Linked DNA regions of Homo sapiens: all the other regions are linked to region 2. The links are chromatin contacts, found by Hi-C or POLR2A ChIA-PET in ENCODE. All regions are on one chromosome and are shown on one strand. Each heading gives the region's core, a stretch centred on a gene start or an enhancer-like site at or near the end of the contact. The rest is flanking DNA. Distances are from core to core; before and after follow the strand shown. Region 1 holds the start of IFI30 (IFI30 lysosomal thiol reductase). Region 2 holds the start of SLC25A42 (solute carrier family 25 member 42). Region 3 holds the start of PBX4 (PBX homeobox 4).

Evidence for each region. A loop is a pair of places that touch in the nucleus more often than their neighbours do. ChIA-PET counts read pairs that join two places held with the same protein, here RNA polymerase II (POLR2A). Pooled maps may share reads with other maps.
Region 1: a pooled map shows a loop between it and region 2 (6-fold over the local background). The contact joins the promoter of IFI30 here to the promoter of SLC25A42 in region 2. A Hi-C loop is called at or near these places in 1 of 50 pooled maps. POLR2A ChIA-PET finds 5 or more read pairs at or near these places in 2 of 52 experiments (B cell and PC-3).
Region 3: a loop to region 2 is called in a pooled map, with 8 times the contacts of the local background. The contact joins the promoter of PBX4 here to the promoter of SLC25A42 in region 2. A Hi-C loop is called at or near these places in 6 of 50 pooled maps.

What each region holds. Positions count from the first base shown.
Region 1 is chr19:18,172,560-18,175,259 of GRCh38, reverse strand. IFI30 (IFI30 lysosomal thiol reductase) reads right to left here and starts at 1,447. Exons shown (of 7, transcript NM_006332.5): 1 at 1,287-1,447; 2 at 38-220. The coding sequence starts at 1,418. RefSeq lists enhancers at 220-885, 1,013-1,082 and a silencer at 1,393-1,702.
Region 2 is chr19:19,062,585-19,065,284 of GRCh38, reverse strand. It overlaps SLC25A42 (solute carrier family 25 member 42), which reads right to left and starts at 1,291. Exons shown (of 8, transcript NM_178526.5): 1 at 1,170-1,291. LOC124904655 (a long non-coding RNA gene) reads left to right here and starts at 1,760. Exons shown (of 3, transcript XR_007067160.1): 1 at 1,760-2,095. RefSeq lists silencers at 1,120-1,389, 1,650-1,819.
Region 3 is chr19:19,617,414-19,620,113 of GRCh38, reverse strand. It overlaps PBX4 (PBX homeobox 4), which reads left to right and starts at 1,427. Exons shown (of 8, transcript NM_025245.3): 1 at 1,427-1,603. The coding sequence starts at 1,485. RefSeq lists a silencer at 1,436-1,645.

The sequences.
Region 1 (2,700 bases), core at 198-2,697, 890 kb after region 2:
CTGCCCACGTGCCTCAGTTTCCCCAGCGCCCACACACCTGTGCGTTTCCGTAGGGCACCAGCGTGACATTGAGGATCTCCATGACCAACAGCCATGTTGGGAAGAGCTCCCGGATCAGGAAGGCTCGGCAGCCACCGCACAGTGCTTCATAGTAGAGGGTCACATTGACAAGCGGTGCATTGGACTTCTTCAGGGGCCCCCGCAGGTATAGATTGCCTGTCTGTGGATTAGGAAGGCGTGGGAGGCAGGTGTAGCCCTGGGCAGTTCCCCACTTCTCTCAACCCCACTTGGTAGTCTTGTAGAAAGGGGGCTGTGATACGCAATTCATCTTGCACGCCTTCCAGAACTTGCCAGGTGGAATCTTGACTTTGAGACTTTTTTTTTTTTTTTTGAGATGGAGTCTCACTGTCGCTAGGCTGGTGTGCTGCGGCACGATCTCGGCTCACTGCAACACCCGACTCCCTGGTTCAAGCAATTGTCCTGCCTCAGCCTCCTGAGTAGCTGGGATTATAGGCACATGCCACCACACCCAGCTAATTTTTGTATTTTTAGTAGAGACAGGGTTTCTCCATGTAGGCCAGAATGGTCTCGAACTCCTGACCTCGTGATCTGCCTGCCTCAGACTTCCAAAGTGTTGGGATTACAGGCATGAGCCACCGCCTCCGGCCTTGGCCCATGCTCATTTCTTGTCACTTCACCTGGAGACCTTGCCTCTGAGCTGAGCAAGGGATCCACGTGAACCCTTTCCAAGTCCGACTGAATAGAGGCGGCACCTAATAGGTGCTGACTTCCGGCTTCAGCTGAGGGGTGGCGGGTGGCCCATGTCGCTGGAGCGGTGAGCAAGTCGCTCAGCCTCTAGGGCATCTGCCTAATAGGTCCCAAAGACACGCGAGCCCTGCCCTGGCTGGAATGAATGCATCAAGGGTAGCAGCAAGAATGCATGCCGGCGGCCCTTGGCCAGCTGCTGAACTTGTGCCCTGGGCCACAAAAGGAGACCCCAGCTCCTGCCCCAAAAGTACACAGTAGGCGCTCATTGAACCCTTGGGCGGGACTAGGCGGGTGGAGGCAGCTGCGCCTCTCAGATGCGGGATGCGAAAGCGAAACGGCACGGAGGGAGTGTGGCCGCAGCGCCGGGAACTGAACAGGGTTTTTCCAGGAACCCGGCAGGGACAGCGTCCCCTCGGGGCCCTGGTCTTCCCCTGTGAAGTCTGGGGAGAAAGAAGGAGCCGCGTGCCCCGACAGGGCGCCTGTTCCCTCCAGCCTGCCCGCCCTGTCGCCGTCCCTACCTTGTAGTTAACTGGTGGCCCATTCCCAAAGAAGTCTAACGCTTGCAGAGGGGACGCCTGCACCGCCGCCGTGGGGACGTCCAGCAGCAGCAGCAGCGGTGGCAGGAACAGCAGAAGTGGCGACAGGGTCATCGCAGCAGGGGCAAAGGTGTGGCGACTGCAGCGGCTGCCTGGGAAATAAGCGCCTTTAACCAGGCGGCGGTCCCGCCCCTAACCCGGGCCCGCCTCCCGATGCCCACGCCCCTCGGGTCCCGGGCCAGCGTCTCTCCCTCCTCCACTCCTTCCTCTGAGTGTCCCACCCCCACCCCTGCCAGGTGCTGGGTCCCCAGTCACGAGGCCATTGGGCCCCTTGGCAATCAGCCCTGCCCAGGCACGTGAGCCCTGGCGCAAGACTACCTTTAGGGGAGGTGAGGTGGGGCCTTTGAGACAGACACAGGCTGAGAGGAATGGTGGTGTCTCCACGCACCCCTAGACCTTCTAGGGGCGGCTAGGGGACTTGAGGCCCGAGACCCACTCTCAGAGTGGGCCTGTGACCTAACAGGGGTGACGTCGGATGGAGGCTGGGGATGGGATGGAGGCCGGGGTTTTGGGGGAGTAACTGAAATATTCAGGCCCCCGAGAGTGGGCAAGGCCTGTGTGGCCAGGTCTCCTCCCTCCAGTCTCGCCCGTGACCTCCCTCACACCCAACCCCCACATCCTGCCCCTCAACCCTTCCCCCCTCAAACTCCTGACCCCGACGCTCCAGACCCCTCACCGTGGTCCCGTGGGACTGACTCAGGCTTGACCACAGCCACGCCGGAAAGCAGAAGCTGGCGCAGGGAGTGGCGTGTCATTTCTCTAGGGTACCCACCCAGCCCCACTTCTGGCTTGGGGTGAAGAGAACTGGCCTTCCTTCTTTTCATCGTTCAAGGCTTGTGGGGGGTGGGGGGCAACCTGGCCTTCAAGGGACGCCCATGGGGGAGAGAGGCAGCCTGTGCTGTCTGGGATAGGGGTGGGGTGGCTTGGAGTCCACCTGGCTTTGGATTTGAGTGACAGAGCCTCAGCTTTCCCTTCTGTGTAATGGGGAGAAGGATAAGGTTTGGGGAACAAGAGTCACCATGGAGGGCTCAGAGGCAGGTGGGGGAGAGTTGTCCCAGGCTGGGGCTTCTGGATGGCATGGTCAGGCCTTGGTGCCTACACAGGACAGTGGCCCCAACAGTGAAGGCAGAGAGAATAGCCTGGAAAAAAGGCCCAGATGGAGGCTGGAGTGTTGGGGGAATAACTGAGACATTCCAACCCTGCCAGGCCTTACATTCAGGGCAAGACACATCGGATCCTAGGGAAGAAAATGTCCCACACCCAGCTGGAAGATATACCTGAGTCCCCAGCTGTGCCCCCCTCTAGTTGTGGGGAAGACCCTGGCCACACACACAGT
Region 2 (2,700 bases), core at 42-2,541:
GGGAGCCCCGGCCCCGGCAACCCCCTCTCCGGCATCCTGCAGGAGGCACCCAAGATGATGAGCCCCCCTCCTCCGGCAGCGTCTCCACCGCCAGCCTGCCCCAGGACTCCGAGACACACGCTTGGCAGAGGGGCCGTCCCTTCCAGCTAAGCCTTTCCGGACCCAGTCAAAGTCACGACTCCTGCCAATCCCTCTGAGATAAACATAACAGATGGGCCCAAACGCGGTGGGTCCACAGCAGAGGGTCAGCGATGCCCAGGGTAGAATAGGCTCTGCCTCTAGCATTCAAGTGGTTTAGGTCTGTGGCTGGTAAAATGGAGATGATTCCGGTTTGGTCTGACAGATGGGATTATTCTAAGGTCCGGAAATCACTTTATAGACTGTCAAGCACTGTTAGAAATGAACACTGGGGTAAGCTTTTGTTTGGGGAGGGGAGGGTGCAGCGATCCTGAGATACCAAGGCTTGGGGGACTATTGGAGGACCTGGGGGATTCGGGGGGATTATTACAGAGGGTGTGCGAACACAGGTGCACGTGGAAGAAAGCCCAAGGTGGGAGAGAGAAAAGGGGGAGACAGAGGTGTGGGGCTGCCAGGGCAGAGGGCAGGTGCCAGGGGGAAGGTCCCTGAGAAGAGAGACACAGGTTGCTGGGGGAGTGGGCACGAGAGTAGCGAGCAGATACCTGGATATGAGGAAAGGCAGTGGGGGACGGGACTAGGTCCAGGTGTGAGTTGCGAGGCCATGAGTTAGGAGTCACAGGCTCAGGTGTGGGTGTGGGGGTGTCATCGACAAGGACAGACTCAGGTGATGTGGGGGGTGTTCGTGAGTGGGGGCGGGTGTTCGTGAGTGGGGGCGCGGTGTCAGGTGTGTGAGGGGGATGTCAGACCCAGCTGTGCGGGGCGCCGGGGACAAGGCCCCAGGGGTGTGGGAGATGTCAGCAAGGACAGTCTAAAGTGTATGGGGGATGTCAACGAAAAGGGACGTGGTGTCAGGCGTGCGTGGACTGCGGGTGACGGGCTCAAACCTGGATGCAGTAGCCCCCAGGGGGCAGTAGACGTGGAGTGTGGGGTTGGGGGGGGTCTTTAACCTCTTCCTGCCCTCGCGACGCTACTGTCATGCCCCGCCTCATCCGCCCCTCGCCCCGGGATCCATGACAGGACCCGTGCCTCACCTCAGTTCAGCCCGACAGGCGCGGGCCGCTGACGCTTGGGCCCCCCCGGCGCCCCCCGCGCCCCCTCACCGGCCCGGACGCGTCGCCGCCGCCGCTACCTCCAGCCGCCACGGCCCCGCCTCGCGCACCCCCAGAGCGCGCCACGGGAGGGGTCCACGCCACGCCCCGATTGGCTGCTCCCTGGCCAGTCAGCGCTGGAAGCGACAGTGATTGGCGAGTATGAAGCAGATGGGCAGCCCCTAAAGCCAATCGCTGATTGGCAGAGGTGGGGCTATTGGGAGAGGCCTGGGGTGCCTGAGTGGTCCCTCAGGGTGCTAGGCGCTGGGAGGCGAGGGCCTGGAGGCAGGCGAGGATTGGAATCTTGGCAGAAAACAGGCAGAACTGTCGGCCAATCGCTGGGGGCCAGGGGCGGGGCTACGAAGAAACTGGCGCTACCGGTGGGGCAGAGGCGAGAGGAACGGAGGGCGTAGCTTGGGGGGAGACCGGGATTGGCCGCAAAGCCGAAGACTGGCAGGCCCCGCGGCCAGTCGCAGCGGCCGTGGGCGGTACGCCCCCAGGGGAGGGCTGGAGCGTTCAAGGTGCAGTCCGACCCGGAGCGCGGCAACCCGACGTGGCCTCGGACGCCTGGCGCAGGGTCCCCTGAGGCTCTCGTGTAGAGCCCGCCCTCTGGCCACCTAGCACAGAAGCGGATGTGAACTTGGACCATCAAGGCTGAAGGACTCCTGGATAATTCTCTATCCCCTTACTCCCCACTAATCCCCTGCAGACGACACGGAGAGGGCAGATTCGCTGGAGGTCACTCTGAACTGCCCTCTCCATCTCGAGGTGGTGTGAAGACATGGAAATAAGGGGCGGAATCCTACTGAAACGCGCTGCGTGGTTTTCTGAGTGTCTGACCTCTCTGCGTCCCAGCTTTCCCCGCCACGGTATCCAGTGACATCCCTGTTGGGCCTTCTCCCTGCCAAGTCTTTTTTTGAATTAACTGAATCTTAACCACAATCCCATGAGGTCAGAGAGACCACTGGCTCCTTTTACAGAAACCAGAGCACAGAGAGGTCAAGCTCCTTGCCCAAGGTTACACAGCATTCTCTGGTTGCTAAACCAGAGAATGAATCTAGAGCAGCCTGCTTTTTGGAAAGAGTGTGTCAGAGAAGAGCCACTGGGGGCCTCAGAGACCTGGGTTTGAATCCTTGTCCAATCACTGGCCCACCACACAACCTTGGGCAAAAGCCCTTGTGAGCCTCAGCTGTTTCATTTGGAAAAGAGGGGGGAAAATGATTCCTATGCCTTGATCTTTCCTCTCTGGGGTTGCTTCCCTGGGAAAATTTACAACTCAGCTCTCATTTTAATTATCTGGTGAAAGCATTTGACCCTGAGCAGGTCATGTGCGGCCTGTGAGCCTCAGCTCCTCTGTGAAGTGCAGAAAAATGCCGGCAGTTTAGGGAGACACCTGCCATCCCAGGCATGGCTGTGTCATCGGCACCTCCCCCGAAGCCACTCTGTTCTATGACTCACCCTTCATCTTCAGGAT
Region 3 (2,700 bases), core at 178-2,677, 550 kb before region 2:
TGGAGTCTCCCGACGCTCTCCAATCCAGCCATACCAGATGGTGTTTGAATTTCCTCCCCAGCAGCAATGGAGAGAACGTGGGCCCCACCCTGGAAGGGCTCCCAGCCAGCAGGCTGAGGACCTTTTACTGAGCCCACATCTGGAGACTGTCCTCATAGCAAATAGGCTCCAGGAGGTTCTGTGACTTTGGAGAAGAGATTCATGTCCAGGCCATTACTTTTTTTTTTTTTTTTTTTTTTTGAGACCTGGTCTCCGTCAACCAGGCTGCAGTGCAGTGGTGCAATCATGGCTCACTGCAGCCTCAAATTCCCAGGCCCAAGTGATCCTCCCACTTCAGCCTCTCAAGTCCCAAATAGCTGGGACCACAGGCGTGCACCACCACGGGGTCTCACTATGTTGCCCAAGCTGGTCTCAAACTCCCGTGCTCAAGTGATCCTCCCGCCTCTGCCGCCCAAAGTGCTAGGATTACAGGCATGAGCCACCGCCCAGTTCCTTTTCTTGTGCACTAGGAGCCTTCGATGCTGTGTCCTAAGGACTAGAAACAAAGATGTGAGGATTCGCTCTGATTTGGGGTACACTGCAGGGGAGTCTCTCAGTAAACATCCTTCCTTCATTCGGTAACCACGTGGTAGCATTTTCTATGCCCAGAACTGTAATCTGCGAAGATGAATAAACAAGCGAGGTCACTCTTCAGCTGGACCTTGAAAGGTGACTGGAATTGATTTCTGCAGTGGAGAAAAGCGCTGCGTTCTGACCTCCTCGTTGCCATCAACCACGCACGCCTGCGCCCCGCCTTAGCCAGGTGAACGGGGCGTGGAAAGCTCTAGAGGAAGAGCCAGGGGCCCCAGTGGCCCACCTGATGGGGCTGAGGATGCAGGGAGCATTAGGGGGACTGAGCAGGGGTCTGGGGCTTGGGGCTTCTGGAAATGAATGGGGGCTGTCGATCAAGCTATAAGAGGTGTGGGGTTCTGAGGAGGAGGGGGTGGCTTGGAGGAAGAGTTGGGGTGCTCTGGGGAGTGAGGGTCTCTGAGGACCGAGGGCTTTGAGGAGAAGGGGGCCCTGAGGAGGAGCAGGAACTCTGAGGAGATGCGAGTGGGGCTGAAGGAGGCGTGCACCGCGCGAGATGTGAGGGATGGGGGCCTCTGGCTGGAGCGGAGCCAGCGCTGCCCTCTCTCAAGGGGAAGGAGGGCGCTTATGAGAAGTGCCGTTGCCTCGGCAACCCCAAACCCAGTCCAAGCCCGGAGAGGGGGAAGTTCGGGGCGAGTCCCGGGGGCGGTGCGTGGCGCCGGTTGGCTGACGGAGATGAAGGGGCGTGTCTGTAGGCGGTGCAATACACGGGTTGGCTGGCGATAGCGGCGGTGGGCGTGGCTTAGGCGCGAGCGAGAGCGGGCGCGGCGCTCAGGCAGCGGCGGTTGGCTGCGGCGCCAGTGGTAGTGCTCCAGGCTCGACGGCACCCTCACAGCGCCCGCCCGGCCCTGCCGCTCATGGCCGCCCCGCCGCGCCCCGCGCCATCGCCCCCCGCCCCGCGGCGCCTCGACACGAGCGACGTCCTGCAGCAGATCATGGCCATCACCGACCAGAGCCTGGACGAGGCACAGGCCAGGTGCTGCCCGCGGGCTCGGCAGGGGCCACGCAGGGTCGTGGCAGTGAGGTTGGCGGGCTGAGGGGACGGGGCGTGGAGGCCAGACTGACGAGGGGCGCTTGAGGAGGGCTGGAGGGGGGTCCCGAGGACGAAGGGATGTATGGGGTTCAAACGGAACGGGCTGGATAGGCCTTATGGGGCCGAGCAGTGGCGTGAAGGATTTTCAGCAGCTCATCTTGGGGCGAGAAGGTTGGGTTTAGGGGTTTAGGGAGTAGGGCTGAGAAATGGGCACGTACGGGACTTTTGACGAGTGAATGACTAAATGGGTACGTTAATGGGACTCCTGCGGCTGGAAGTTTTTTTGTTGTTGTTTGACACGGTCTTGCTCTGTCGCCCAGGCTGGAGTGCAGTGGCGTGATCATGGCTCACTGCAGCATCCACCTCCCCGGCTCAGTTGATTCTCCTGCCTCAGCCTCCCGAGTAGCTGGGACCACAGGCGCACGTGCAACCACGCCCGGCTGATTTTTTTGTATATTTTGTAGAGACAGGGGTCTCGCTATAGTTGCTTAAACTCCTGGGTTCAAGCACTCATTCCGTCTCGGCCTCCCTAAGTGCTGGGATTACAGGCGCGAGCCACCGAGCCCGGCCTGTGGGTGGGAAGTTTCCAGGGCAGATGATGGAGAGTGAGTGGCTGGGAATGGGACTCAGGAATGTCTGCAGGAGACTGAAGAACTGAACTGGGGTAACTTGGTGTGGGAACCATCGAGAACTTTTGGGAAAAGGGTTAGTAGAGGAGTGGGTGGAGATGGAAGACCTATTTTCTTTTTAATGAATTCAGCAAATTTTTATTGAATCCTTACAATAACTGGATAGGGAACCGGGTGCTGACATAGTCCCTGCTCTCGAGTACATGATTTAGGGGAGGGAATGTAAATAGCAAAAAATAAGGACTGGGTGGAGTGGCTCACATCTCTAATCACAGCACTTTAGGAGGCTGAGGCAGGAGGATTGCTTGAGCTCAGGAGTTCGAGACCAACCTGGACAATGTAGTAAGACCTCGTCTCTACTAAAAATAAAATTAAAAAATTAGTTAGGTGTGATGATGCAAGCCTGTAGTC